Linked DNA regions of Homo sapiens: region 2 is linked to region 1. The links are chromatin loops, found by intact Hi-C in ENCODE. Cell type or tissue: HepG2. All regions are shown on one strand. Each heading gives the region's core, and the rest is flanking DNA. Links, peaks and the distances in the headings are about the cores only.

Evidence for each region. Hi-C counts contacts between places; a loop is a spot of excess contacts. Peaks named below come from ENCODE experiments on the same cell type or tissue, not always from the same donor. Only the 100,000 strongest peaks of a DNase experiment are listed, where the experiment ranks them.
Region 2: a loop joins it to region 1, with 3 times the contacts of the local background. A loop is called at or near these places in 3 of 110 quality-filtered maps.

What each region holds. Positions count from the first base shown.
Region 1 is chr4:159,309,870-159,326,140 of GRCh38, forward strand. RAPGEF2 (Rap guanine nucleotide exchange factor 2) reads left to right here. Exons shown (of 30, transcript NM_001394067.2): 9 at 4,722-4,899; 10 at 12,478-12,614; 11 at 13,590-13,748. Among named protein-coding and RNA genes, the nearest start is that of MIR3688-1, 190 kb to the left of the region's middle. RefSeq lists an enhancer at 6,048-6,342. In HepG2, for the core only: a CTCF peak has its summit at 6,259 (motif pointing left); no DNase peak of the experiment used is centred there.
Region 2 is chr4:159,240,644-159,256,914 of GRCh38, forward strand. RAPGEF2 (Rap guanine nucleotide exchange factor 2) reads left to right here. Exons shown (of 30, transcript NM_001394067.2): 6 at 558-725; 7 at 3,131-3,148. Among named protein-coding and RNA genes, the nearest start is that of MIR3688-1, 120 kb to the left of the region's middle. In HepG2, for the core only: no CTCF peak of the experiment used is centred there; a DNase peak (open chromatin) is centred at 8,248.

The DNA of each region.
Region 1 (16,271 bases), core at 3,854-8,853:
GAAAGTGATGGATCATTCAATAAATGGTCTTTGGGGTTGGGGAATCATTTTGTATTCTTATTTTGTATCATAATTAAAATAAATTCCTGATAAACTAAAGAGTTAGCAAACAATGTTTTAATAAAGGATCAAAACATTTTGTAATTAGAACATCAATTGATAAGAAGATTTAAAGTCAGAATATAACTGATTTACACAAATAAGAAAAATACTCAGCTCACAATGTTAAAATGTTCAAAGGACAGTAGTTGGTAACTTACAGAAACGAAAATGCAAATGTCTACACCTTAAGTATTTGAAACATAATAGTAATTGAGCATATAAGGACTTAAATATGAAATTATTCTGCCTATCAAATTAGCACAGATTTTCTTACTTAAAATAAGCATTTATAGACATTTTTATATACTCCTCGTAGGATTGTAATTTTGGGGAAGCAACCTAACGATTTACATTAAGAGCTTTAAAAAATTGTTCTTCTCTTTTAGGCATATATATGCTTTTAATAAGCAAAACTTTTTTGGCAAGTGATTTTAAAGTGCTTACTGATAAAACATGCAGTATTTGATTTTTATTTTAGTTAAATTAATACTTCAGTAGAGCTTTATGGCATAAAAATTTTTTTGTTTGTGAATTTTCTTGATTTTTTTTAAAAAATGTAAAATAAATTGGTTTTAAGAACTGTGTTCACAATAGCAGAATGTATTTAGTCCCTTTTGATTTAAATAGTGGAGCTTTCAGCATTGATCTGAGAATATTGTTTTTAAAAGAATATCACTATTTAAATATTAATGGACAACAAAATCTATGTTAGTCAGTACCTGTATAAGATAAATTAATTTAAGACAGGAGTTATTTGGCTAACATAACTATGTAAACCTTTCTCCTTGTTCCTGAAACAAATATATCCAGATAAGCTTTTAAATATAAAGCGTCTGTTTTAGTGTCTTTATTTAGAAAAAAAGGGTTTAAAGACATGCGTGAGTCTTAGTAGTGTTGTTATTTGGAGGAAGCTAGAAAACAATAAGTGTTATGTTCATAGGCAAATATGTATTTAAACTTTTTATCTTTTATGACTTAGCAAAGTGGAAAACATTTTATTACTGTATTATATTTCAATTTTTTTTTATAAGACTATTGAGAATGTCGAGCAAAGTGCAGAGTACTTAGTATTTCTTGGTTGGTCACACCTGATTTTGAGTCCTAGCACAGTTACTGTGTTTTGTTTTGCTTACATTGAACAACTTATTTAATGTCCTTGACATTTTCTCCTCTGTAAACTAGGGTTAGTAATACTAACTTGCTGAATTGATATGAAGATTATTATGTTTTAAAACATCAACTTTAGTGCTAGACACATATGATAGTCATTCAATATAGGATCACTATTTTTATAATTGGTGTATGAACCAGTTGACCAGAATGTATTTGTGCAGTTAGTCTAAGATACTATTTTACAAATATATAAGGAGAGTGTGGTGTTTAACAGAATTTTGTGGGGTTTTTTGGTCAAATTCCACAAATATAAATTGCGTGCAGCGTTCATTGCTGCTATGGGGAGAGGTAGAAGGTGTACAAGTTCTAAGATGAAGAAAGTATCCCCTTGAGGAAGGGACTTTTGATCTAGCTTGAGACTGGCTTGCTTTCTCCCTTATTTGATCCAAAAGCAGTCCTATGAATAGTAAGAAGTTGTATCTACAGTTTACATCGATGATAAGATGGGCTTGTGGAGGTTAAGTGACTTTGCTAAAATCACATCATGAATAGTAGAGGTGAGATTTGGAGCCACAAAACTGAGTTTGTTCACACAGTAAATACTACATTCTAGGTACTCTTCTTAAGTTTAGTACTCCTCCTGGAGACCAGTTTGTGTTCCTTAAACTTTTAACTCCACTTAATCTCTAAACATCTTGTCCACAAGGCAGTGGTATTATGAAATTAGTAGGTCCCTGAAAAGTTGTTTATCACGTTCTTTTAAAGAGTATGATTTAGAGAATCTGTAGTATTTTAAGGTAAAATGGTTATTTATTCTAAATAATAATCTCTAAATTTTTGGTTTAGTAAATGTTATTTTATGAATAGTTTGTTTCTTAAAGCATGGAATGCACATAGAGATAGCAAGCAACTGTGATCTTTTAAATAAAGTGGAAGGTTCAGTTTGGGAGAGATAAATCCAGTTGACAGTTGAAAGTCTTTATGTTCTGCTTAAGCCTTAAATATAAATAATTTAAACGATAATTATTTCTTTGGGATGGTATAAAATATATTCCATCTTTTTGCATACATTAGATGTTTTAAAATTAAAGAAAAACCATTAGCTATATAAATTATTGAAAATATTTTTAAAATTTCTGTCTTTGGTAGTGTCCTTTCTTCACTCTATGCTAATATTAAAGAATGTTTATATAGAGAACTGATAATATTTTTGAAAATATAAGGTGATGAGTAATAAATAGTCTTCAATGTGAAGATGAAACTGAGGTAAAAATGTGATCATAGCAAGCATTAGCAAATTGTATTTCTAGACTTCAGGGTCAGGTGCTGATAACAATGTTGACCTATTTTCTCTAACCACAACCTTGGCATACTATATCACATCAAGTTCTACTTCAGTTTCCTTCTTAAATCTAGCAATGATTCAGTTAATTTTGAGTTTAAATTATGAGATGTGTTTCTGAGTGTGTCACAGTTCTGTCTGTATGGGCTGCAGTGGCTTATTACTCTCCTGCCTGCAGTATCTCTGCTTATAATGACCAGGCCATTGAACTTTCATAAACATTAGGTTTTCTGTCTTCAATTATTTTCCCCTTAAGTTTCTTTTTTAAATAATATATGCATTTTAGTTCAGGAAATTGTACCTAAAGAGCAGAAAATGTGATAAAACTCATTGTTAACACATGCTTGTATTATTTCAAAATGTAGGATTAAATCTTATGTTCTGTGATATGAACCGGGACTTTACAAAGCTGAAACTTTGTTTATAAGAAAATAGCACAGGCTGGGCGTGGTGGCTCATGCCTGTAATCACAGCACTTTGGTAGGCTGAGGTGGGCAGATCACTTGAGGCCAGGAGTTCAAGACTGGCCAAGCCAACATGATGAAATCCCGTCTCTACTAAGAGTACAAAAATTAGCTGGGTGTGGTGGTGCACACCTGTAGTCCCAGCTACTCGGGAGGCTGAGGCATGAGAATCGCATGAACCTGGGAGGCAGAGGTTGCAGTGAGCCGAGATCGTGCCATTGCACTCCAGCCTGGGCAACAGAGCAAGACTCTGTCTCAAAAAAAACAAAAAGAAAGAAAGAAAAAGAAAATAGCACAATTTATTCTGTAAATATTAAATTATAGGAAAAGGATAGATCCTTATATAAGCCACATTCATATTCAGTGAATGTTTAAAAAGAGACAGATTAGATTGCGATTAAGACTCTGAAGCCAGAATTCCTGGGTTGTAGTCTTGATTCCACAGTTTATCAGCAGCATGACCTTGGAAAAATTATTTCTCTTCACCTAAGTGTTAAGAGAATAATAAAAGTTAATAATGGCTTTTACTTTATAGGGTTGTTTTAAGGATTAGATGAGTTAATAAATACATAGCAATTAGAGCAGTACCTGACACATTGTAAGTATTTAGTGTTACCTTATTATTATTATCAAAGTCAGTATTTTATATTTTTATCTTTCTTTTAAAAAATATTTTTTTCTTAAAAAAGGTATTTATTATCTTTGAGAATCGTATGGGCTATGATTTGAAGTTGAACTTTGTAATATACGTTTTCTACAAAATTAATAATTGTATAAGATGTTTTCAAGATTTTAATATTTCATTTGGAAAAACACTTCTGTTCAAGATTGATGTAGTTAATATTTAATTGAATTCATTTTTACTATGCTTAAGTGATAATTGAAGTCTAGGTATATAATGTCAAATAAGATCTGTATGATATATACATACATATTGCTGAGATGATAGTCACAAAAGGCTACATGGTGACCTAGAAAGGATAACTGTTCTAGGATTGAGCTAGTTCAACAAAAGAGGCCATCTTGAAATGTGTGACTCCAGTGACTTAGAAAATTTGCAGGTATCTTGATAACTTGAAGTTTAGTGATGTGATTACCTGTGTTGATGAATGGGAAGAAAGAGTATGTTGCCTTTACGCGTATGGTCTCCTATAGTGTTTCTCGATTTATAGTTTAACAGTGGTCATTGGGATAATCCAACTAATTGTTAATGTTTCGTTTGCATATTTATCAAGTTACCTTTGATTTGTGGCTCATTTTTCCATAAGGACTGTCTAATTGGGGTAAAATGGTCCAGGCTTCTTGGCATTAATAAATTCACACCTATTCTGCAAAAGGAATTGCTCAGAATTGTCACCCTTAAGCTGTTAGCCTAAGCCATTCTCTTTGAAGAATGGAGTGAAAACAAATACTTTTTCTTCTTTATTCTACTATGTTTCAAATGCCATATGACAGCTAGGATAAGAAATCAAAATTACTGAGATAAAGTCGTTATTCCTGACCAAAAATTTAATAGGAGGTGGAATCACTCATATTTTGTTAAAGTAATTGTTACATGTAGTTTCTGGTGCATACATAGTTGTTGGATGGAAAAATAAATATAACAAGCATTATTTTGAATGAGGCTTGCTCTTGTTTCTTTGGGCCCCAAAGATTTATTTACTTAAAATAGTTTTTAATTTTTGTGTGTGTGTCTTAAGGCCACAGAAAGCGAGGCTGGTGATATGGACCTGAGTGGGTTGCCAGAAACAGCAGTGGATTCCGAAGACGACGACGATGAAGAAGACATTGAGAGAGCATCAGATCCTCTGATGAGCAGGGACATTGTGAGAGACTGCCTAGAGAAGGACCCAATTGACCGGACAGATGATGACATTGGTAAGCTTGAACAGGAAAATGAATCTACGAGCAATTAAAAAGATTTAGTGGCAAAATTGTCTGATGAAATAGAGCCCAAGACTAGTAGGCTTTAAAAACTCATTAATTTATTAATTTCCTTTGTATAAACAGTAGTATTTGTTGGACAAAAATTGGAAAAAATCAGGTTTACTCAGTCTTACCTTCAGGAGTCTACAAATAATAATGTGAATGAAACTTCTTAGTAAACCCTTTCCACATAAACCCTTTCTTAAGCTTAGTTTATGACAAAAAAAAAAAAAGTTAAAATGAGCCTTTCAAGCAGTATTACTTCTATTAATTTTCTCGTGAGCACTGTTTTTATTAAGCTCATGTTTTCTGTATGTAAACATAAAGGCAGTTGGTAAAATTGTCACAGTGATTTGCTTCTACTCTGGTTTTGTGTGAAGACGCAAGTGGGTGGAAGGAGACAGCAAAATGTCAGGTTAGTGGCATATAGGCTGTGTGATGGTTGAGACTTTTTTTCTGTCTTTCTTTTGCTGTTTTTGTCCTTTTTTTTTTTTAATTTTTATTTTATGTTCAGGAGTACAAGTGCAGGTCTGTTACATAGGAAAACCTGTGTCATGGGGGTTTGTTGTATAGATTATTTCATCACCCAGGTTTTAAGCCTAGTACCCTGTAGGGACCAGCCCCACAGGGTCGGTGGGTCTCTCCCCATGTGCAGAGACGAGAGAGTGTAGAAATAAAGACACAAGACAAAGAGATAAAAGAAAAGGCATTTAGGCCCGGGGACCACTACCACCAAGTTGCGGAAACCGGTAGTGGCCCCGAATGCCAGGCTGCACTGGTATTTATTGGATACAAAACAAAGGGGCAGGATAAGGAGTGTGAGTCATCTCCAATGATAGGTAAGGCCACTTGGGTCACGTGTCCACTGGACAGGGGGCCCTTCCCTGCCTAGCAGCCGAGGCAGAGAGAGAGAGGAGACAAAGAGAAAGACAGCTAATGCCATTATTTCTGCATATCAGAGACTTTTAGTACTTTCACTAATTTACTGCTGCGATCTAGAAGGCAGAGCCAGGTGTACAGGATGGAACATGAAGACGGACTAGGAGCGTGACCACTGAAGCACAGGATCACAGGGAGATGGTTAGGCCTCCGGATAACTGCGGGCGAGCCTGACTAATGTCAGGCCCTCCACAAGAGGTGGAGGAGCAGAGTCTTCTCTAAACTCCCCCTGGGGAAGGGAGACTCCCTTTCCCGGTCTGCTAAGTAGCCGGTGTTTTTCCATGACACTGAGGCTACCGCTAGACCATGGTCCGCCTGGCAACGGGCATCTTCCCAGATGCTGACGTTACTGCTAGACCAAGGAGCCCTCTGGTGGCCCTGTCTGGGCGTAACAGAAGGCTCGCACTCTTGTCTTCTGGTCACTCCTCACTATGTCCCCTCAGCTCCTATCTCTGTATGGCCTGGTTTTTCCTAGGTTATGATTATAGAACGAGGATTATTATAATATTGGAATAAAGAGTAAGTACTACTAACTAATGATTAATGATTTTATATATAATCATGTCTATAACCTAGATCTAGTATAACTATTCTTGTTTTATATTTTATTATACTGGAACAGCTCATGTCCTCGGTCTCTTGCCTCGGCACCTGGGTGGCTTGCTGCCCACAGTACCCATTGGTAATTTTTCCTGAACTTCCACCTCCTCCCACCCTCTAACCTTCCGAAAGGCCCCAGTGTGTGTTGTTCCCCTCTGTGTGTTCATGTGTTCTCATCATTTAGCTCCCACTTACAGGTAAAAACATGTAGTATTTGGTTTTCTGTTCCTCTGTTAGTTTGCTAAGGATAATGGCCTCCAACTCCATCCATGTCCCTGCAAAGGACATGATCTTGTTCTTTTTATGGCTGTATTGTATTCCATGGTGTATATTTACCACATTTTCTTTATCCATTCTATCATTGATGGGAATTTAGGTTGATTCCATGTCTTTGCTGTTATGAATTGTGCTGCAATGACTTTAAGTGTACCCAGAGGTTAAAAATTTAAGTAGCTTTATATCCACCTTTCCATCATAGCAAGAGTTGGTTGTGTAGTAATTGTTTTGGATTTGAGTATGCCTCCCAGACTCTGCCTTGTTTCTTCGAACACTGGAAATGAGAGCAACTTCCGTTGAGAGTCATCCTTCCACGAGATTTCCAGGGTCCATAGCCACCCTTGCCTGAGCCTTGCTTGTCTGTTGTACCACTCCCCCAACTCTTGGGCCAATACATATTTGAAGGGCAATTAAATGAACTGAATCTGTTGGAATTGATAAAGGATGGTGTGGAGTGGCTTGTTACATGAGTTTGAGTGACACAAACATGTATGAGGAAAAACTTTCACCATTTCAGCTATATACATATTCTAGGAAATTAAAGGCAAAAAAAAACCAAAACCTTAGATTAGACATTCAACATTTAATTGAAGTAATTTATGGGAATTGCTAACTCTTTATAGATGAATATTGTATGGTAATTATTATTTATTCATTCAGCTAATGTGGGTGAGCACCTTCTATGTACCAAGCAGTTTTCTAAGTCCTGGCAACTCACTCAGTGCTGAACAAGGGCAAAAGTCCTTGTTCTGTTGCAGTCTATTAGGGGAGACGCGTGATCAGCAAGTGAACAAATAAACCTATTGCAGGCAGTGAGTGCAGTGAAGAAGAGTAAAGTAGAGGCTGGGCTGATGGAAGCAGGGGAGTGGCCTGAGTGGAATGGTTCTGTTTCACCCCCTGAAGACTTAGGTTTGTACTTTTCCTGTTTCTGATATCGCGTGTTGATCTGATTTACAATTTCTAAAAACGGGTTTCACTCTCCAATTCCCTGTTCACTTTCTTGGGTCCAATACCACATGTTCAGCTGATTTCCAGTGTCCAAAATTGCATTTCACGTTCTCATTCTTTGCCCTTGCCAATTTCTTTCTTTTTAATCCCCTGTAGTTTTAAAGAAGTAAATTGGAAGTGTGTTCAGTTTACCATTTCAATTCAGAATCTTTACTCATAGGTGCTTTAAAAAAAAAAATTGGTGAAACGTTGCCTATGAATAGATTGATTTGGAAGTTACCATTTTGTAATCTAATATATCTTTTTTGAATCTGTTCATTTTAAAATAGTTGTGAAGAAAATGCTGATTATTAAAATACATGTCTGTCATTCTTGGAAATTTAAGACTTTCAGTTGATAGCTGAGAAACCCTCTTTCCCAGAATCTCTAGAAAGCAGCAGCCATAATGATTCCTACAAATAAATAAAAAGCCATCTTTAAAAAAAAAAAAGTGCTTGTCAATATAATTGCTACAGGGAGTAGCATTTATTTGAATACCAGTTTACTTGCAAGCAATGACAATTATCATGTTTGCAGCTATCAAAGATACATTTATTTAAAGCAATAAATCACTAACATTAAACAAGTCCTAAAGGGTGTTGTTTGTTCTATGTAAGACCTTGAAAGATTTTGTATTCTATTTCCCTGAAAATAAAATATGTGTGAGAACTGTTTAGCTCTTGTTAAATGCAACTCATCCTCCAGGATTTAGTTAAAATAGACAACCTTTATATAAAATACAAACATCTGTATGATTGATGTTTTCTCTAGATGCCTCTTTTCCTACCCAACGTCCTCTTCCCCTGCAAAAAAGGGACAGATTATGTCCACGTGCATGCATGTGAGTGTGTGCATGAGTGTTTAAGGTGAATCAAATGAAATTGCTAATATTTGAACATATTTTTGCGAGCTGCAGGAAGAAAAAAATTCCCTTTGGGTTCTGATAGATTTCTTGGGTATAGTTTTGTTTCAGTACTTTGAAGGAAGGGACTTTATCATATTAATTTTTACCCTGGAACTCATAACTTTGTAGGTACTCCATTATTGAATAGTTTTAAAAAATTTTTTTTGTTTTGAGAGTTTGACACAGTAAAGTAGAAGACTACTTTGATCTCTTTTAACAAGCCCCGGGTTTTTAAAAAAAATTAATAAAACATTTCTTATATAAAATTGTATCAAGCAAACCAGGATAAGCTAATTTTCTGAATTGGCTTCGGCTTCTGGTATCTATAAGTTAATTATTTGGGTTTTTTTATAATGGTACATTGTAAATAAAATGTTTTTAAAGCTTAATATTTTTCCATAAACGTTAGATAGGTCATAATAGTGTATCATTCTAATAGGTAAGTGTATAATTCTATAGATTGTTCTAAGAAATACAAAAGAAAATTGTCCTGTTTCTCCCATCCGTGGCTTCTTTTCCTTTGTCCTGAGGATTTTCCTAGTATCCATCCCAGGCTCTGAATTCTTGGCTATCCTAAGCCCTTTTAAGTCTGTATGATACCTATGGCATTGTCAGAGTTTTGAGCCCCCTGTAGCAGGAGTCTCCACCCCTGGGCCACAGACTGGTACTGGTCCCTGACCTGTTAGGAACTAGGCCGCACAGCAGGAGGCGAGTGAAAGGTGAGGGAGCATTACCACCTGAGCTCCACCTCCTGTCAAATCAGTGGCAGCATTAGTTTCATAAGAGTGCAAACCCTACTGTGAACTGCATATGCAAGGGTTCTAAGTTGTGCACTCCCTATGAGACTGTAATGCTTGATGATCTGAGGCAGAACAGTTTCATCCCAAAACTATCCCCCCGCACCCACCAAGAGTGGAAAAATTGTCTTTCACGAAACCTGCCCCTGGTGCCAAAAAGGTTGGAGACTGCTGCCATATATATATATGATTGGTTATAAAATAGTTCTTTATTTTTAAAAATTGCTCCAATCATCTAGTATAATATAGCATAGAAATTATCTAAAAACCAGTGATACCATTATTGAATCCTTGAAATCTTAAAATGAAATCTTAGATGCCATCTGGTTTAGCATTTATGTATTTCTGGTTTTTCAGCTGAGCCTGGATAATTATGTACATCTACTATTTGATCTTTCTGTCTCCTTTATTCTTACAATATATGATATGCAGGTATCTTCTATCCTGTGGTTTTTTTTTTAATGCTAGCCGCTACTTATATATCACAAATTAAACTCATGACCCACTAATAGATTAAGAGTCTGCCAAAAAGCACGCAATATGTCTACACGAAGCACTTTAAAATTATTACAACAAATACTTGTGAAGGTACTTTGTATTTTCTTCCCACTTTTTATTCTCTGATCATGTATGTGGTAATTATTTGACTTCTATTATTGTCTAAACAGATACTAAATTCAAAACATTTCTGACAATTTCTGGCCCACATTTTTCTTAAACCCATGAATCTTTGCTTGTCCAAAGAAATTTAGCAACTACAAGGGGTGGAAAAAAGTAAAATGCATGGTCTATAGGTAATAGTATCATAGTTTATGGTGAGGCGTGAGGGATGATGGCTAAAGAAAACAGAGGCTGGAAGCTGCAGAATTAACTGGGATGTGCTTCAGAGGACCATGACTTGTTCATTTGCCTTTATAATGCAAATCAAAAGGTCAATGCATTGGTAAAACAATGATTCCTGCCTCCCATATATGATAGATATGGGTCATCTCTTGCAATGGTGTTCAGAATTGCTTTACTGCTTCTCCAGGAATAAATACATTTTATGGTACAGCACAGACACTCCTACTCATTCCAGAAATAAAAGTTTCATGAAACAGAACGTATTCTTTCTATAACTGATGTGCTTTGATAGTTTAACTTATTTTTTAAAAAATACTGGTAGCAAAAGTAAAGTGATTTCCTGACACATAAATCTGAGTCAGTTTGTGCAACACTGTCCTATTGGACAGAATCTTTGGGTACACCTATCATTATCATTTTCCTTATTGCCAGAGCCCCCCTGTGTAATGAAAAGTCTTATATAGGAGGGATGACATAGAGTCCAATCAGAACATGCCATTGCCCAACTGGGCCAGAGAAAACCACTCCGTCTGTCCTTCCAGAAATGTTGTATCTGGGAAAATATATTCACAGAATATATTTTTCTGTTGTGCTTTGTTTTAGCAGTTAATAAACTATATCCAAGAACATAAAATTTGTCACTAAATCTTAACAGATAAAAGGAATGTATATAGGGAATGTTTGATTATGTACAAGAAACATCTAGTATGATTTTTATTTAGCCAAAAGTTTGAATGATGTCATGACTATTATAATAATGACAATAATAGCAGTTCTCATTTATTGAGTATTTACTCTGTGCCACGGACTTTTATCATCTTTATTGCATTTTATTCTCACAGCTATCCAGTAAAGCAGATATTGTATTTTTCTTTTTAAGTGAGAAAACTATGACTTAGGGAAGTTAATCACCTTGCCCAAAGTAATACAGCTAGTAAGCATTTAAACATCTGATGTACATACACCCTGTGCTCTTTACCACTCCCTTTAAAGTCCAGCATGATCTTTGGAAGCAGATGGTCTTGAATCATGTCACTGCCACTTTTTTTTTTTTTTTTTTAAGAGACAGAGTCTCACTCTTTCACCCATTATGGAGTACATTGTCACAATCACAGTTCATTATAACCTCAAACTCTTGGGCTCAAGCAATCCTCCCACCTCAGCCTCCTGAGTAGCTAGGACTATAGGTACGCACCACCACAGATGGCTAATTTTTAAAATATTTTGTAGAGATAGGGTCTTGCCACATTGCTCAGGCTGATCTTAAACTCCTGGCCTCAAGCAATCCTCCTGCCTCAGCCTTCCAAAATGTTAGGATTACAGGCACGAGCCACTGCGCCTGGTCTTGCCATCTCTTAATTATATGATGCTGATGCTGAGCCTTGGTTTCCTCCCTATGAAATGAAAAAGAAAACGCACTTCACAGAGCCATGGTGAGGAGTAAGGAAAGAACTTAGTGTGTAATTAGTAAAGCTACTGAATGATAAGAAAACACAGGACTTTTAAAAATAGAAAACCCAGTACTTGAAGAGACTGTGACATCAACAGCTAGAACCCTACCAAAGTGTAAGCTGTTTCTCCAAAGCATTCCCATAGGAAAGAAGAGTGAACAAACTTCCTTTTTTGCCAACTTGTGGGCTAAAAAATGGTGTTATCAGTTTTCATTTTCATTTATCATATCATGTCGTTAATTTTTTAATTGATCTTTTTTATGGATTTGATACATGGAAAATATTCCTTAGAATGTTTGAATTAAATATAGTTATTTCTGCTGACTATTTTAGGCATTCACCTGCCCAAAAGGCACAGGAATGAACCAACTGACTTGTTGGAGAATTCTCAGAGCTACCTTTCATTTCCACTCTCATAATAATAAGCCTTATATCTCATTTACAATAGAAATTTCCCATTTGAAGTTTAGTAATGTCTTTAGTGGTATTAGAACTGGAGTTACAATAAAAACTGTTGCCTCTAATTCAACAAGTAAGAGTCATCATTTCCACAGTGACAGAATTCTTTGTGTACCTGCAAGAAATTCAGCTGGTGCTAAAGATACTTGATATGTATTTTTCAATAAGCAAAATTGTAGGGCATTTAAAAAGAAAGGACCCTAAAACATTCTTTTTGAATACTTGTTTTTAATAAAAGTAGTAGTTTTTACAAAGTATGTCTTTTGCTTTTCAGAACAACTCTTGGAATTTATGCACCAGTTGCCTGCTTTTGCCAATATGACAATGTCAGTGAGGCGAGAACTCTGTGCTGTGATGGTGTTCGCAGTGGTGGAAAGAGCAGGGACCATAGTGTTAAATGATGGTGAAGAGGTGAGTAACTATTCCTACCACTTAAAAAGTTTCTTCTTAAAGATATCTCAATACAGCAATTGAACAAAACCCCAATTCTTACTTTTTCCTTTTTAATACCCAACAACAGTAAGTTTGAATAATTCAAGAATTATGGTACACCTGTTATGTCACTGTATTAGTCCATTTTCACACTGCTGATAAAGAAATACCTGAGACTGGGAAGAAAAAGAGGTTTAATTGGACTTACAGTTCCACGTGGCTGGGGAGGCCTCAGAATCATGGCAGGCGGTGAAAGGCACTTCTTACATGGCAGTGGCAAGAGGAAAAATGAGGAAGATACAAAAGCAGAGACCCCTGATAAAACCATCAGATCTTGTGAGACTTATTCACTACCAAGAGAACAGTATAGGGGAAACCACCCTCATGATTCAAATTATCTGCCACCAGATCCTTCCCACAACACATGGGAATTATGGGAGTATAACTCGAGATTTGGGTGGGGACACAGAGCCACACCATATGAGTCACTATATTCCAAATCCATTATATTTCCCATTATTTACAGAATTTCATATGAAAATAGAAAGTTTTTGATATATTAACTTTTCAGTTTTTGCATCTTAAATATTCATAAATTTAATGCATTTTGTCAGACAAAATGATATTCTCATTGAGGCAATGATGATCATTTTGTCTACATGAGCTTTGGGGGGACAGAGAAATTTTTTTCCTTGTGTCATTTTAGAGAAGAATATCCAAAGTCAAATTAAAAGGGCATTATGATATACATTCTGTGCTAGGCATATGGAAATATGTAGATATGTGGCTGTGTTTTATTCCTTATTCTGTGAACTTGTTAAACAGTAAACTTGAGTTACTTGTTTTATCTCCAAAATGGAAGATCTGCTAATTCATTTTTAGGGACCATACTGGCACTTACAGCTGTATGATCATGATGTTACTTTCTGCTTTGTCTTTATTTTTTTGGATTAGCTGGACTCCTGGTCAGTGATTCTCAATGGATCTGTGGAAGTGACTTATCCAGATGGAAAAGCAGAAATACTGTGCATGGGAAATAGTTTTGGTGTCTCTCCTACCATGGACAAAGAATACATGAAAGGAGTGATGAGAACAAAGGTGGATGACTGCCAGGTATAAAATATATCATTAAAAATATATATTTTATTCTTAATAAAGAACACTTATATGCCATTGTGATGAGATTTTTCTCCCTATATAAATATCTTACAAATAATTTTTTTTTTTTTTTTGAGACAGAGTATTGTTCTGTCAGCCAGGCTGGAGTGCAGCGGCACAAGCTCGGCTCACTGCAACATCTGCCTCCTGAGTTCTAGTGATTCCCCTGCCTCAGCCTCCCAAGTAGCTGGGATTACAGGCAATCGCCACCACACCCACCTAATTTTTGGGTTTTTTGGAGGGCTTTTTTTTTTTTGAGACAGAGTCTCTGTCTCCCAGGCTGGAGTGCAGTGGCGCGATCTCAGCTAACTGCAACCTCCACCTCCTGGGTTCAAGCGATTCTCCTGCCTCAGCCTCCCGAGCAGCTGGGACTACAGGCGTGCACCACCATGCCCACCTAATTTTTGTATTTGTAGTAGAGATGGGGTTTCACCATATTGGCCATGCTGGTCTCAAACTCCTGACCTCGTGATCCACCTGCCTCAGCCTCCCAAAGTGCTGGGATTACAGGTGTGAGCCACTGCGCCTGGCCTTTTTGTATTTTTAGTAGAGACGGGGTCTTGCCGTGTTGGCCAGGCTGGTCTCAAACTCCTGACCTCAAGTGATCCCCCCACCTCAGCCTCCCAAAGTGCTGGGATTACAGGCGTGAGCCACCATGCCTGGCACCAATAGGATTTTAATGTGGAACTATTACTTTTAGTCTTATAACACCCCAGAAAAGTAAAAATTAATTTCCATTTTACTTGAACTGCACGTAACTATGTGTTCGACTAAAAAAAAGTGTTATGTAAGGATGGTATTTTTAAATTGCCAACAGTAATTAATAATCTCATCAAAATATGGAAGTAAAATGCACATTATGAAGTAAATACATTAATAAAAGTGATATGAAATAGTTATGCAGTGTTTTTATTTAAATACATATAAGAAATTGATTTTAGAAGAGTCATGGAAATTAATCATAGTGTGAATCAGTAGAATGACTTGCTAGTTAAATAATAGCTAATAAAAAGAAAATACTTGATATCAAAAGAGAAATAGTATCAGTATTGATATTTTATTGATATTCATATTTAAAAGCATCTAATAATTGACTAGAGAAAATACTAAGGCCAAATGTGAAACTAGATTGATTTAACTGGCAACCACTATATTACAGAGAAATACATTTAAGATACTTTTGGTATTATTAGGTGTTTATAATTTATGACGTCTTCTAAAAGAATTTGTCTCTGAAACAAAATTAAATGTAAACAACCAAATGATGTGACTTAAACTAATTGTCAGTTGTATTTATTAGTCTGCAGTTTGAAAAACATCTGAATATAGTTTATTTTAAAGTAACATAATTGAATTTTTACAGTGTCCGGTCAATGTAAAATGGTATCACTCATTTAAATATTCATTTTAAGCATTTTACTTACTAAAAAGAAAAATGACCATGGCTATACATAAAATTATCTTATCTATAGAATCTAAATAATTCCACCAGCTAATTCCGTCCATGAGCACCATAGAGGAAAAAAAAAATAAGGCTATGACTTCAGTGTTTTAAATATGTAATGCCAGAAACGCATTCTAAATATATTTACTTCCCAATTATTTTGTATAATAGAGGAAAACAAAATGGTATAAGAGAGGAAAACAAAATGGTTAATTCTCAGTTATGTGGTATAATAGAGGAAAACAAATGGTAAATATTGAAGTCTTTATTTAGCGGGAATGGGCATTTAAAGGGAATTATATATGCTGTTTCAGCTCTGTAATTGTACTCTTAAAAAAAAACTAATCTAAACTGAGTCAAAACAAGCTAGCAAATTGTTAAAGCCTTTTCCTGTCTCCTATTTTCTCAGTTCTTCCCTGAACCCTTCTACATAGTGGAATTACAATAGTGTTTGAGTTAGAGTGTGTGTCCTTGACGAGCAAGTAAAAGTTTGTTTGTTTTTTTTTGAGAATTCAGCCATTGCATTAATACCCCTTAATTAGCCAGACCCTTTTGTTAGAAATTTTGTAAGTATGAGACTGAAATGATATGCGGCATAGAATTGTTTCAGGATAATTGATTGAAATATTATATGACTGAATATTACAGAGTGCTTAAGTCATGTCAAATGCACCAGGTAACATTATTTATCTGGGAGTTCTGGAAAAGGAAGAGGAAGTAGGGGTTATGTTAGGGAAGAGAATCTAATTTATTTACAAAGTGAGGGATTAGTAGGAAACCCAGATAGTCAACAGGGAAGAGTCCAATTCAAAAGAAAACTCTGATTAAGATATATAGACTCCTATATAGCTCCTAGTGTGAAGTTAATTATGAAGAGGGTCAAGGGTGAGGTACCTGCTAAAGAAAGTCCCTATCTTCCTTTCTGCTACACTCCACACCACTGTAAAAGGAATATGTTAAATCAGGGATTTCGTTCTTGTACTTCCATTGACTCATCTGCTTAGGCCTAGCATTTTATCCCTAAGGAATTCCTT
Region 2 (16,271 bases), core at 5,578-10,577, 68 kb before region 1:
TAAATGAGGAATTACTTTTAAACAACACTATTTATAAAAAAAGAAACCGAAGTCATGGAATGAAAGTAGAAGGAGAAACCCTTGCGTAACCTACCAAAGCCATTCTGTTAGCACTGTTTTTGAGTCATTCAGGATTTGGAAGTTTTTACAGATTTCCATCAGGGTTTTTTTTTTTTTTTTTTTCTTTTTTCTACGTTGCTTAAGACAGTGTGGCAGTTGCTTTCATAATGTGTGGTAATGTATCCTGTGAGATCTTTCACTAATAAATCAGTACAAAGACTGCTGAAAATATCCTTCCCTTTGAAACTACAGGAAATTCAAGAGTTACCCATATTGTCCTAAGTGGAACTGAAAATGCCTCCTCATAAAAGAAATGTTACTCAAAACCAGTTAGTTCCAGAGAAGTTCAGAGACACTTGAAGTTTGTCTAGATAGTTTTCTACAGATGTCTTTGCAAGATGATTGAATATGGGTTATCTGTAAGTTTCTTTCTGTATCTAATATTAATAGGAAATGTTGTGTTTGGAGAAATGAAATTTTGGGGGGTTTTATTTCAGGTGGACTATATGGATGAAAATGAAGAATATTTTCAGCGGCAAGCTTCCCATAGACAGTCTCGAAGGAGATTTAGAAAAATCAACCAGAAAGGTGAAAGACAAACAATTATTGACACTGTGGATCCTTATCCCATGGGCAAACCTCCTTTGCCTAGAGGCTATCACACGGTAAGTTATACAAGTATAATATTTTTATTTATTTCTAGTTTTTTGTTGGGGTTTTGTGAAAAGATGTTTAAGTTTTCCATTTTTGACAAATCTTTTCAATTATATATATATACACACACATTAAGTATACTTAAATATTTATTTTTATTTGTTATATTAATAAATATAAAAATAAATATATAATATGTATATATTATTTAAACATTTATTATAGAAAGAGTAGATTTTTCTGGGAAACATGATATGATTAGTTTTTAAAAGACATTGAAATAACATGTCAACAGACTTTGCTAGCTCCTTTATTTCTTAAGTTGTTCTCTGAAGATCAGCTTTGTGATAAGCACATGTAATTGTAATTGGAATATTTTAAGTTGTTTTACCTTAATCTAACATTTTAGCGCCCTCCTGTGCACTCCACCCTTCACTCCCAACCCAAATGACTGCTGTCATCCCTGTTTTTTATTTTAAAAGTAGATATGTAAAAATTACATTATTTTTCATAGCTTTTTATACCTTTATGAGAATATCTCTGAGATTTATTTTTTAATGCAGTGAAGGAGGAATAATTTGAAATAATGCTTTTTAAAATCTCAATGTAAAGATGCTTAGAAATATTTCTAATAGGTTCAAAGATCCTCTTAAAGGCAGGCAGACATAACCCAGTTCATTGTCATTTATTTCATAAATATTGATAAATAAACTGCTTTTTATGTTTGAGGAAACCAAGACATAGATAATGAGTGCTTTGTTCAAGATCTCAATAAAGTCACTTTAAAGCCTTTTTTTTCTTATTCCTTTGTTTTTTCAAGAGCAAAGTCGCTTAGATTCCTGGATATGTCATAATAATGTGAAAGATCATTTATGCATATAATACCATTAAATGAGTGGTTATTTTATGTATAATTAATTTAAAATAAAAATATAAAAAATAAAAATAGATAATTAACAACTATTTTACATTCCCCAGTTGTTTTCCTTTACCTTTTTTTTCTTTCTTCCTGCAAATAAGTATAAATACAAAATGCATGGGAAAAATGTACACAGACTTAAAATTATTTACTCAATTTTTAGTAAGTTTAAGTGATATATCTTATACCCACACTTCATATATTCTATTTCTCAGAGAGCCCTTTTTATTTAAATATTTAATGTGGTTTTGACCACTAGCAACCTGACTACTCCTCTTGCTACCCATGAAGTATTTTAGTTTAACATGGATTTCATAGTTGAATCATTTTATTGAGCTCATTTGGAAAGGACTGCTTTTTCCTCATCACAAAGACATCTTTGTCTGTTGGAGAGACTAGTATTAAAAAAACCATGAAAGGTTTTTTTGTTACCATTGTCCATAAAAAAGGTAATGTTTTTAGGGTTGATGTAGCATTATGGAAGAAGGAAATATGTATTAAAAATAGTTATACATATTAATAGTACAACACAGATAATATTTTAGCCTAGCATAAATATTGCTAATTTTTTTCTGCTTTGGAATTGTTTTTCCAGATTAGTTTTCAGACTAAAATAGTCAGTGGGAGTATGGATTATTTAAAATGTAGCGTTAAAGTTGGTTTGTTTGTTCTTATAGTCATATTTGTCACACTTTAGTTGGGTGGGCCATTTAATAACTGTTCTCTCCCCTCACCCCCAGCGTGATTCCCCCTTTATGGAAAGCTTCATTCAGTTTCCTTACACGGCTCCCTTTTCATTATTTGTTTTAAAATATGTATTTCTTTTATTGTTACAAGTTTTTTTTTTTTAAGTGGATTTTTAAGAGTGTCTTACCTAGCCAGCAGATACTTTTAGGGAAAATTCAATAGTAGGATGAAAAAATTGGCTTGATTACTAATGGATCATATACTGGTTTACTAATGTGTGACATGTGGTATTAATTTTACTAAATGAGTTAAGATTGGCAACAACATGGTCATAAGGATTGCATCCTTTTTTGGGGTGTAAAAATAACATTATAATTTATTATTTATTTTACATAAATACATAATTTTAATGTAGGAAGATTGCAAAATTTTGTTTTGTGTGTATGATACCACATAGTAAAAAGAATTAAATAGAAATTATTCTTTATTACCCCTACGCCATATTTACTTATTCTTAACAGAAATAGTTCTCTTTGAAAGAAATTGGCTAATAGTGAAGGACTGAGGGTGAAAAGTTTATTTAAAAGAATTGCATGATCAACTTCACAGGTGATTTAAAGTCATTGCAAGAGCATTTCAAGTGCATGGCTAAATAACATGGGAAGCATTATACATATAGCTGATTCTATATGATCATTCTTAACTTAATTTTAACATTATCTTCATTTTGGCAGATGTAATATAGCATGTCTGATAATGTTCATCTTTTCCTTTCCTCCTTTATGGCACTCATTTCATTTTGGCTCAAAGGAATGCACTAAATCTCAGGTATTGTAATTTGTGTGTGGTCTTCTGACACTAACCTAAGTTTACGTGTGAATTTGCACTGTTACTAATGAATTTATAATATTCATATGTTTTGCTTCGTCTTGTCCTTCTGTATTTTGCCCTAATTTACTTTGAAATTATCAGTGGTTTGGGTGGTAGAATAGGCTGCTTGATCTGTACAGACCTGGGGATGGATTGTCCATGTTGAAGAAAGAACTCAAGTGCAAGCTACTTATTTTTAAAAATGAATGGAGCACTTAAAAAAATGAATGGAACACTGTCCTTCACTAACCTGCTTTGCAAATAAAAAAATGAAGAGAGAAAGGCAGGCAGACATAAAGGATTTTTTTTCCTTTTTATGTGAAAGCTTATGGGAAATTCATTAGAAATTTACATTTTAAATACTACAGATGAAAACTTTAAAGTTCAGGAATCTCAATGGGAGAACATTTTGGGAGGCCACTGGTAAAATTTCAGTCAGATTTTTTTTTAAAAGGTTGGTCAAAAAGGAAACAAAGTTTAAAATCTCTTGTATTTTCTTATTTGCACTTTATTTTTAACAAGGTTTCTTGCTTTTATTTCATTCTACATTTTAATTGAGGTCTGTAATAATCTCCTTGCTCACTTCTTTGATGCCAGTACATGACTAAGTACTATACTAAGTACTAAAGTACATTACTAAAGTACTGTACTAAGTACTAAAATCTATGATTTTCATTATGAGTTCTTTGAAGATCTAGATTACATTTGGGGTTATCCGGGAATTTTGAGTCAAGGAAGAAAAACTGATTTATCCTTGAAAACTAATTGGTTAAGTAACTAGTAGCATTTTATGCTTGTGTTTTATTGTTGTACAGGGAAAAGATCATGAATAATTTATTCACATTGGGGAAATCTATCATTGATATATCTTTGGCTATTAGAGTAACTTTGCCTAAAAGTATGAATTTTATGTATAATTTTTCGAATTAAAATGAGACAGTTCCTTTATGTTCTATACAAGAGAGTACGTATTAGAATGCCACAGGTGTCATGATTGCTATATTGGTTTTTGGAAGCACTACTAATTTTTAAATGATGTGGTAAATCTAAAACATTTTTATGTAATTTTAAAATTTTAAGTTCACTAAAATAATTTTAAAATTGTACAGAGTTTTATGTACCTCAGTGTTTTGAGCTTTTCTCTGAAAAGAGTACACTTAAAATATATATAACATGATATTTTAAAAGATAAATCAATATGTAATTGATCTTCGTCTTTTTTTAGCATAAATTACCAGTCTAATTCCAACTTAGAACTTGGAATTGAATTTAAAATGCGCACTGAGTTATGATGTATACTTTAATGTACACTTTTTAAAATTAGATGCATTGCAGTAGTTTAAAGTGGATTATAATGATTTTCTTTAGAAACATGAATACTCATAGTCCATGTACTGTGTTTTCAGGACATTTTTCAAGGCAAGTGTATGAGGTTTGCAGAGAGAATAGCATTTTAAAATGCAGTGAGAAAGGAAGATTGGAGATGGCTTTCATTAGCATTTTCTTACATTTTGATGAGTAGAGATTGAGGCCGTATTTCAAATTGCTAAAAAATAAGATTTAGCATGAATTTTCAGTCTTAGAGTGAGTAGATTATAGAGACAGGTAATAAGGTTCCTGGCAGAGGCTGGAAGATTTGGGGTCTGTCACTAAAGAACTATCTTGGGACTTTGGATGGTAATAGTTTACCTTGTCTCCAGGTTCAGAATAGGGCAGGTGAAGAAAAGCTATGTTTATTTTACCCATAGTTTCAAGCCTTCTCTGTATTGATCAGTAATTTATTCTAGAAGTTTGTGTGGGTAGGAAAATCTGAATTCCATATTAAAAATGGAGAGGAGAGGAAGGACCATTTTAACTTTTACCTTATTGGAGTGACGTGGGAAGCTGGCACATTCCTCTTCCATCATCTTCTATTCCTCCCCTGATTTTAATGAGGAAAAAACCCAGCTCTTCCATTTTCCTAGTTTGGAAAGAGGAAAACTGTACAGAGAAATATTAGACTAAAGATTGAAGAAAACTTGGCCAAATTGTAGAGGTTATGTGTCCCAACTGACATTTCATAATTTCCATCCTTCCTAGGCTGGTGGCAATGTTAAAATGCTCTCCATGCTTTAAAATTCTGGTTGACCCCACACCCCCACTCCTACTTACCCAAAAATATGGCTCCACTTTATACAAATCTGAATCAGGAGACTTTGAACACAGTGTAAATAAAACATACTTATAAAGTTTCAGTCAGTACAAAAATTTTAAAATGATGAAAACTTATTGGTCGTGTAAAAGGATATCTCCCACACATTTTATTAGTAGTCCTTTTCTACAGTGTGAATATACACTGCAGAGTACTGTTTCATAAAGATACATTGAATTTTCCAGTAGATGAGGCTTAATGTTCTTAGAGATAACATGCAAAAGTAATGGAAAATACTACATAAGATTAAATTAATATAATGTAAATTGAATGCCATATAATATTAAACTTTATGGAAATAATTTCTGTTGTAGTCAGTGATAATACAATATTTTTAAAATGTGGCAGCAATGTAATAAGATTGATTCATGTATGAGGCTTATGAAAATCAGTCCCATTTTAAAACTAAGGTTATTATTCTGTATAATAATATAAGGCAAATTCTATTTCTTACAATGGGTGTATAAGATATAACCATTCCTAGGATATACCTTAAATATCTCTGAAGTCAGTATTTCTCCTGAGATAGAGTTAAGTTGGTTTCTCCTTCAGTTAAAGACTCCTTGGTAGTTTTGGTTAGTTTCAAAAGTCATTCAGCTATTGAAACAATGAAAACATTACAGCATTTAGTTTCCGTGATTGTGCACATTTATTTGACATTTAGGCTTTCTGACTTGAGTTATGTTCTTAAATAAGAAGTAGGCAATATTTTTACTCATATCATGTCTTTGCTTTATCATTTATTATTTATTCAGTTTTTTACTGAGGTTTCTTTAGGTTTGACTCAGTATTTGCTACTTAAGAGGGTATGTTTTGGGTAATACATCAATAACTTGTATAGCTAGTAAATTTCCTAGAATATTTAAGGACTTCAAATTTTACCTTCAGTTTATGTGATATCACACCTGGCTATAATTTATATGATATTTAAAAATCTGTTTATGTATATATATGAGAAATTATTCAAATACAGGGGAAATTTCTTAGTTATCTTAACATTTTTTATCCTTTTAAAACTTAAATTTATCAAACATTTGTTTGCTTAATTGTACCTGAAGGCTTGTCTTCAATATTACTATCAGTGTCTCTCTGTGAATTATAATGGGATGGAGTTTCAGGAAATTTGTGTATTTTATTTCTTGTATCATAGAAAAGCTCAATATTTTCATTTATATATTTTTGGTCATTTAACAAATATTCATTGAGTGCCCACCATGTTTCAGGTCTGTCCCAGGCTCTAGAGATATAAAAGTCAACAACACAGGAGAATCTGCCTCCTTTGCCCTTACAATCTCACAGGGAATACAGATAAATAAATGGTACACACCCAGGGCCCCTACAGGAGTCGGGGATGGTTTCATGAACCACCTGAATATCTTGGCTCAAAGAAAGATATTTTGTACAGAAAGAATCTTATTTGTTCAAAGACTTAGAGGTTGAGTGGTTATAGGGTTTTTGAAAGCCATGTTGAAAGTTGAACTTTTTCATGACTGTAAGGAACAACAAAGAGACTGAAGCAGAGGTGTGACATACTGAGATTTACATTTAAATAAACTACTCTGGCTCCAAGATGGAATAAATTTTGGGGATAGGGATGGTAAAGTGGGACCACAAGACCTGGTTAAGTAATGGAAATGGAAGTGGTGGCTAGAACATGGCAACTGGAGTAAGAATGAAAGGTGAGGGATTTAGGTGGTATTCAGGGAGAAGAAAGTAGAAATAATTTGTTTCTTTTTTTTTTTTTTTTTTTTTTTTTGAGGCAGAATTTCACTCTTGTTGCACAGGCTGGAGTGCAATGGTGCAATCTGGCTCACCGCAACTTCTGCCTCCTGGGTTCCAGCGATTCTCCTGCCTCAGCCTCCCGAGTAGCTGGGATTACAGGTGTGCACCACCAGGCCTGGCTAATTTTGTATTTTTAGTAGAGACAAGGTTTCTCCATATCCGTCAGGCTGGTCGCGAACTCCCAACCTCAATTGATCCACCCGCCTTGGCCTCCTAAAGTGCTGGGATTACAGGCGTGAGCCACTGCGCCCGGCCGAAATAATTTATGTTTCAAAATAAAACTTTAAATAGCTCTAATTCATTAATTTCTGATGATTTGCTTTGTGGGCAGTACTTTCTATTCCAATAGTGTTTAATGACCATATTGTATATGAATATAAATACATGACTGAGAGTTTGAGGTAGATTAGTTTCAAGCAGATTATTCTTTAATCCAGGAAAGCTAAATAGAAATGTGAAAACTGGATTAGGTAATAAAGAATGGAAAAGAGGATGAAGAGAGAGTGTTAGAGAGTGATATACATACAAATAAAACCTGCCACAAATTTTACTAAAATTTATTGTTTGGATGCCTGATGCTTTATGTTTTCATCAGAAGAGTCTTAGGAGAGTGGTGTCAAAAGTATCCTTTGCTTTTCACGCCCATTATCGGCAGGTTTACTAGTTCCTCTTTACCCTAAATTATGTTGCATTTTAACATCCTGCAGAAAGCTCCCTGTGGAAAAGTCTCTGAACAATGGGTGGATGTAACAATACTGTGCTGTGTGTGCTGCAATTTCTGGCAAAATGCAGCATGTTAAAGCTGCTATAGTGGTCTCAACCTCCTTGCTTTAGGGGGACTAACTCTCTTTCTTGCAGTTACAATCAGGTATTTACGTTGATTTAATTTATACGGATTGGGAAATTGCACTATAGCATATGTACAGAAATTGAAATGTAAATCAAGAAATAGTTTAGAAAATAAAATGATTTCTCATGCTATTAACAGCATGCATTGTAAATTCATGCAAGGCAGTTAAGAATGGTATGCAGTGTGCTGTTTACCCAAGTTTCAGCTTCTGTTGAAGGATGTCTATTTTTATATATTACATCATCTCTGCTACAGAACTCCGGTGTCCACTGGGATTTACTGTTCTTTCATTCCATTTTGAAAGAAAGCTTGTATTGATGTCATAATTGGACCCATCTTTTGGTTGCACTTGGAAATTGAAAGTAATAAGGGTGTTGTGTAGCAAGTCATGCAATATTTCAAGCGATTTATTTGTCGAAAAGATCACTGTCACTTTGTCTTGCCTCTCCTTGTGAATACTGGTGGCTCTCTGTGCTTGTACATGTTTTAAATATACTTGGCTAAAATTTAGCTTTTAATTGCAACAGCGAAGATGCTTTTCATCTTCGACTGTTTCATTTCTTATCATGTGATTTTTTTTTTTGTCATGAGATTTTGCAGAGCTACATGCTGATTTTAAAAAAAGTCTCTTTTTTTTTTTTTTTTTGAAAAATCTACTTTGATATTCAGACCTATTTCCTGCCAGTGCTGAATTGATCTTTTTTACAGTTATCTGTTGTAAGTTGTCTGTTTTCACTGTTTGAAATATCAGGTGATTGGAAATACTCTCTTTTGGTTTTGAATGCAGTTTTAAAACATTATTAACCTGAAATGCCTCTCTGTTAGCTGGAAGATATTGCTGACTTCTGGACAAAACTCTAGCATTTTATGGAATATATAGATGCTAGGTTTTAAATCACTTGTGAAAGAAAATATTTTAATTATTTATATTAAGATAATTAAAAATACCTAATAATGCTATACGTATTTATCTATATAAAATTTCCCCCTTATTTTCTCTGAAAAATTTAGTCAGTATTATCTGTACTATTTTAATAGTAAACTTTTTTTTTAAAAACTGATCAGGGAAAAACCTCCACTTCTTTTTCCCAGTAACAGCTTATTTGAGATATAATTCACATGCCATACAATTCACCTATTTAAAATACATAAGTTAATTGTTTTTCTTTTTTGGTTAAAGAAACCCAGATACCATTAATGTTACCATCTTAACATTTTTATGATACAGCTCAGTAGGGTTAAGTATATTAGTAGTAAACTGGACTGACTGAGCATATCCATTTCACAGATGTACTGCCTAGCATCCTTTGTGGTAATTAAAATTACTCGTATTGGGAAATATCAAGGCAAAAAAGTAAAATAAAATTACACATAGGCTAAAAAATACCTTTAAAGATATTTTGGGAAAAAGTAATTGTAGAATCTATTTTTAAAACCTTACTAAATAATTTTATTATAGCAGTTTCTTATGGACTCAGTAAATGATCAGATATCCTCCCCCACCCCCTTAAATCTTCCTTTCTTTTAAGTAGAAGACAGAAGACAACATATATGGTGCAGTGTGTACTGCTCGGGAGATGGGTGCACCAGGATCTCACAAATCACCACTAAAGAACTTACTTATGTAACCAAATACCACCTGTACCCCAATAACTTATGGAAAAATAAAAATAATAATAATTAAGTGGAAGACAGGTGGTAGTTGGATGCAATATGACATTTGAAATAGCTGGCCTAGGGGAGAAATGGTATGGCAGCAGAGTGGACCAAATCTGTAATATGAATTGCTGATTTGGATAAATAGTGGAGTAATTACAAAGGGAAATATTTGAGGATGAAAAAGAAAATACTCAGGCTGTCTTGATTTTTACTCAGATGTCTATGAGAATAGCAATGGTAATCTGCCATTTGTGGTTTCAATACAATGCAGAAGACATTTGAGGGTATTAGAAAATAAAACCTCAAAATAAGTTGTGACATTTCCCTTTCACCAATTATTAGCACTCTTCTTTTTTTTTTTTTTTTTTTTTGGGACAGGGTCTCTTGCTCTGTCACCCAAGCTGGAGTGCAGTGGCGTCATCTTGGCTCACTGCAACTGAGAGGTGACAACGTGCTAGCAGCCCTCGCTTGCTCTCGGCGCCTCGGCCTCGGCATCCACTCTGGCCATCCTGGAGGAGCCCTTCAGACCGCCACTGCGCTATGGGGGCCCCTCTCTGGGCTGGGCGTGGCCGGAGCCGGCTCCCTCTGCTTGCCGGGAGGTGTGGAGGGAGATGCGCAGGTGGGAACCTGGGCTGTGCGCCACGCTCATGGGCCAGCACGAGTTCCCAGTGGGCACAGGCTTAGCAGGCCCTGCACTCAGAGTGGCCCGCCGGTGCTGCTGGCCAGGGCAGTGAGGGGCTTAGCACCTGGGTGAGCAGCTGTGGAGGGTGCGCCGGGTTCGCCAGCACTGCCAGCTGGCCCGCCTGCCTGCCCGCCCTGCACTTGAATTCTCGCCAGGCCTCAGCCACCTCCCCATGGGGCAGGGCTCGGGACCTGCAGCCCGCCATGTCCGAGCCCCCCACCCTCCGTGGGCTCCCGTGCTGCCTGAGCCTTCCCGACGGGCGCCGTCCCTTGCTCTGCAGCGCCTGGTCCCATCGACTGCCCAAGGGCTGAGGAGTGCAGTGTGGGACTGGTGGGGAGCTCTGCCCGCGTCCCAGGCGTGGGATCCACTAGGCAAAGCCAGCTGGGCTCCTGAGTAGAGTGGGGACTTGGAGAACTTTTGTGTCTAGCTGGAGGATTGTATATGTACCAATCAGCACTCTGTGTCTAGCTCAGGGTTTGTGGATGTACCAGTCAGCACTCTGTATCCAGCTAATCTGGTAGGGACTTGGAGAACTTTTATGTCTAGCGAGAGGATTGTAAATGCACCAATCAGCACTCTGTCTAGCTAAAGATTTGTAAACGCACCAATCAGTGCTCTGTGTCTAGCAAGTCTCGTGGGGACTTTGAGAACTTTTATGTCTAGCTAGAGGGTTGTAAATGCACCAATCAGCACTCTGTGTCTAGCTCAGGGATTATAAATGCACCAATCAGCACCCTGTCAAAACGGGCCAATCAGCTGTCTGTAAAATGGACCAATCAGCTCTCTGTAAAATGGACCAATCAGCAGGATGTGGGTGGGGTCAGATAAGGGAATAAACAGGCTGCCCAGTTTGCCGCCGCGATCTGCTTGGGTTCGTTTCCACAGCGTGGAGTAAATTTTGCTGCGGCTCACGCTTTGGGTCTGCCACGTCTTTAAGAGCGGTAACACTCACCGCGGAGGTCTGCAGCTTCCCTCCTGAAGTCAGAGACCACGAACCCACCAGAAGGAACAAAGACACATCTGAACATCTGAAGGAACAAACTCTGGACACACCATTTTTAAGAACTGTAACATTCACCGTGAGGGTCTGTGGTTTCATTCTTGAAGTCAGCCAGACCAAGAACCCACCAATTCCGGAGACACAACTCCACTTTTCAGGCTTAAGAGATCCTCCCACCTCAGCCTCTTTAGTAGCTGAGACTACAGGCGTGAGCCAGCACACTCGTGTTTTTTGTAGGGACAGGGTTTCGCCATATTGCCCAGGCTGAGTTTGAACTCCTGAGCTCAAGCGATTTGCCTGCCTTGGCCTCCCAAAGTACTGGGATTATAGGCGCCTGGCCCTGTATTTCTTTATACAAAAATTTAAACTGAACCTTTAAAAAAAATGTTTCAATCATCAGGACTTTTGGAACACTTAAGAAAGTTTTTAGAAAGGGATCATTTTGCCATTTGTTAATTTATGAAATAAGCATATCCCTAACCAACTGGGATGTAGAGAATACTTGAGCATCGTTGATATTCTTGATGTCATTTACAGTGGGCATTTTTGAGGAATACTGACGGCTCAGTTTAAAAATTACTCTGTAGTATAAACTTTTGCCTAAATTTTAGTATTAACTTTGGTTAGACTGAAAGAGCAGCCAGCTATTCTGCAAGCGGATTAAGTTGTCAGAGGGTTCTGCTGAAGTGGGTGTAAACAGGAAATCTAAGGACAGTTGATAACTGCATTCTTTCACATCAGCTAAGAGAGGCCGATTGTTTTCTAGTTGCAGCAGTTTTCAAACAGTTTCATCTCTGGACTCCTTTAAACTTCTAAAAAAAATTTTTGGCTCTAATGAGCTTTTGTTTATTATTTACCATATTAAAAATTGAAACAAAAAGTTTTAAATATGTATCCATTGATTAACTTAAAAATAGTGATACACCCATTACACATTAACATGAGGGTTTTTAAGGGGAAATATAAAACAAATTTATAAGAAGAATGATAGTGTTTGATACTTTAGCAAATATGTTTAATATTGGTCTAATAGACAGTTGGGTTCTCACATCTGTATTCAATCTGTTGTGATATGCTGTTCTGGTTGAAGTATGTAAAGTATATGAAGAAAATCTGGCCTCACATGCATAGGTAGTTGGAAAAGGGAAGAGTATTTTAACAGCTTTCAAAAATAAATGTGGGTGTTCTTTCAAAGACTGCACCAAAATTTGACCAGTAGTGGTTTCTTAAAGATCAGTTGCAATGAGGAATTTAAAACCATGTTAGTGTAACTTGCCTTACTCTCTTTTATTAAAACCCATTGGTCTTAATTGCACAATGAAAGGATCTTTTTACTTATGCATACTTTTGTAACATCATGCATTGGTCACTGGGTTAAACAGTCTTCTGAATTTTGGCGCATTATACAATATAAAGAAAAGTCACATTTGTTAATACCACCACAGATCTCATAAAGAAAGGGCCTTAATTATTAAGAAGCTGTCAGACTTACTGTGTTAGATATGTTTTTCAAAATTCTTTTAGTTGAAACTTCAAATTTTATCATTAGCAAATTATTATCATCTGTTTTTCTTCAAATGACAAGCTCATTTTGTTCGTTTTTAGAAAATACCTGCCAGATACCCAATTCCGAATAACCATAGTTTTTTTTTTTATTATTTGTTCTTTCAAATGAAAATGTTTTTCTGTGGCCAGGCGCGGTGGCTCATGCCTGCAATCCCAGCACTTTGGGAGGCCGAGGCGGGCGGATCACGAGGTCAGGAGATCGAGACCATCCTGGCTAATACGGTGAAACCCCGTCTCTGCTAAAAATACCAAAAATGAGCTGGGTGTGGTGGTGGGCGCCTGTAGTCCCAGCTACTCGGGAGGCTGAGGCAGGAGAATGGCGTGAACCCAGGAGGCGGAGCTGGCAGTGAGCCTGGGGAACAGAGCGAGACTCCGTCTCAAAAAAAAAGAAAATGTTTTTCTGTGAAAAAAAGGTGCCAGTTCACTTACGACTGGAATAATTGCACGTCTTTTCCTTGAGACAACCATTGTACATTGTAACAAAAGTGCTTTATGCAAACTTCTCGCTTCATCATACAGAATATTAAAAGGACGTATACTAATGGGTGGAGATATAATGTAATTAATTATTACTGCTTTATCAAGGACACTTTAATACTGGCATTTTCTTTTTTTGCCACTGTGAGTGGTGGTAAAGAATACAAGGACAATATTGGTAATAACAGTAGTTACATAGTAGTAGTGATGCCAGTGTCTTGATATATCCTAAGACATCAGTTAGGTTTTACCCATTTTTGCTTTTGCACTTGAGCGCAGTGAAAAAAGCAAGTAACATTTTAATGTCATAATGAAAACATAGTTTGACTTTATGAACTCTTAAGAGTCTTGGGGACCCTCAGGGGTCCTGAGACCATACTTTGTGAACTAGTCTCTTACAGATTTGATTCACTGGTTTTTCAGATTTTATTTGCATAATATAATAGAGTTCTGCAAATAAACAGAACCAGTGGAGCGTTAAGGGAAGGAGATATTCAGGAATTGGCGTATGCTATTGTGGATGCTGACAAGTCCAAAATCTGTACCTAATACAGCATGACTTTTTTTTTTTTTTTTTTTTTTAAATGAGACAGAGTCTTGCTCTGTCACCCAGGCGGGAGTGAGGTGGCACAATCTCCGCTCACTGCAACCCCTGTCTTCTGGGTTCAAATGATTTTCCCATCTCAGCGTCCCAAGTAGCTGGAACTACAGGCGTGTGCCACCACGCCTGGCTAATTTTTAGTAGAAACAGGGTTTGACCATATTGGCCAGGCTGGTCTCGAACTCTTAACCTCAGGTGATCCGCCTGCCTCGGCCTCCCAAAGTGCTGGGATCACAGGCGTGAGCCACCATGCCCCACCAGCATGAGACTTTAAATAGTCCTGTGGTGCATAATGACATTTTTGTCAGTGAACGACCACATACACAACAGTGGTCCTGTAAGATGAAGTACAGTATTTTTACTGTAGCTTTTCCGTGTTTAGGTATGTTTACATATACAAATACTATTGTATTACAGTTGTCTGCAGGATTCAGTACAGTGACATGCTGTACAGATTTGTCACCTAGGAGCAATAGGCTATCCCAAAGAGCCTAGCTAGGTGTGTAGTAGGCAACATTATCTAGGTTTGTGCAAGTACACTCCCATGATGTTTGTACAAAGACAAAGTTGCCCAATGACGCCGTTCTCGGAATGTATTCCCCGTCATTCTGTCGTTATGATGTGTGGCCATTTTTAAAACTTCTTTCTTCTCAAAACTCCCCTTACCTTATTTCTAGAATTCTTCTCTTTCTTTTGCTCTATTTTGAATATATAGTTTTTTTTTTTTTAACTGGTGCCTTTGTGCTGCCTTCAGTCTTTTTCTGTCTCCTTGTTCTTATATTAAGACATAAGTGACCAGTTTCCCTTGTTACCACAAAGTGTGATTGGCAACTCATGACTGTGCTCTGACATTCAAAATTCTTTCGGTAATCAGCTACTATAAAGCAAAATAATTGTCTGAGGGGATAGAGCTGCCTTTGGAAAGGCACCAGAAATGTTGTCTCAACTCCTCAAATCTGAAATGGTGGGTCTCCCTTGGTGAAAACTGAAATGGCCAGATGAATATTCTACGTGATAAGGGGTCACCATAGGTTCTTGCATTGTTTTTGGGTAGAGATTTTTTTTTAAATAGTCTCATTTTCTTCCATACTGTGTTTTTACTTTTATTGTAAATACCATGTTTTGTAGTAGTTGATTGGATTATTAATATCTTGTTAATTTTGTTTTTAATCTTAAAACTTCACTGAGTTTAGTGATATATACTTTTAAATTTTTGTCGAACAGATTTTAAGTTTGCTTTATGTCTTGGAAAAAATATTTACTTCCTATAAAATATAACCCATCCAGAAAACAGGTTTTTTTATACACTTGCTCTAAGACAATCTTTTAGTAAGCATTTCATAGATGATCAGTACATTTTGTTTATGTCTAGCATGCTGTTGAACTGACCAACATGATTTCTGAAATTCATCTCTGATCTCTTTTTTTAGTTTAATTTTATTTAAAGTTCCAGGATACATGTGCAGGATATACAGCTTTGTTACATAGGTAAACGTGTGCCATGGTGGTTTGCCGTACCTGTCAACCCATCACCTAGGTATTAAGCCCATGTATTAGCTTTATGTATCCTGATGTTCTTCCCAGTATGGCCCCCTGCAGGCCACAGTGTCTGTTGTTCCCCTCCCTGTGTTCCCTCTTAAAAGTGAGAACATGCAGTGTTTAGTTTTCTGTTCCTTGTTAGTTTGCTGAGGATAATAGCTTCTAGCTCCATCCATGTCTCTGCAAAGGACATGATCTTGTTCCTTTTTATGGCTGCAGAGTATGCCATGGTGTATATGTATCAAGTTTTCTTTATCCAGTCTATCATTGATGGGTATTTGGGTTGATTCCATGTCTTTGCTATTGTGAGTAGTGCTGTGATGAACATATGTGTGTGAGTATCTTTGTAATAGGATGATTTCTATTCTTTGGGTATATACCCAGTAATGGGATTGCTGGGTCAAATGCTATTTCTGCCTCTAGGTCTTTGAAGAATCGCCACACTGTCTTCCACAATTATTGAACTAATTTATACTCCCACCAACAATGTAAGTGTTTCTTTTTCTCTGCAACCTCACAGGCATCTGTTGTTACTTGACTTTTTAATAACAGCTATTCTGATTGGTGTGAGATGGTATCTCATTGTGGTTTTGATTTGAATTTCTCTAATGATCAGTGATGTTTGAGTTTTTTTCATGTTTGTTGGCTGCATGAGTGTCTTTTGAGAAGTGTCTGTTCATGTCCTTTGCCCACTTTTTAATGGAGTTGTCTGTTTTTTTCTTGTAAATTTTTTT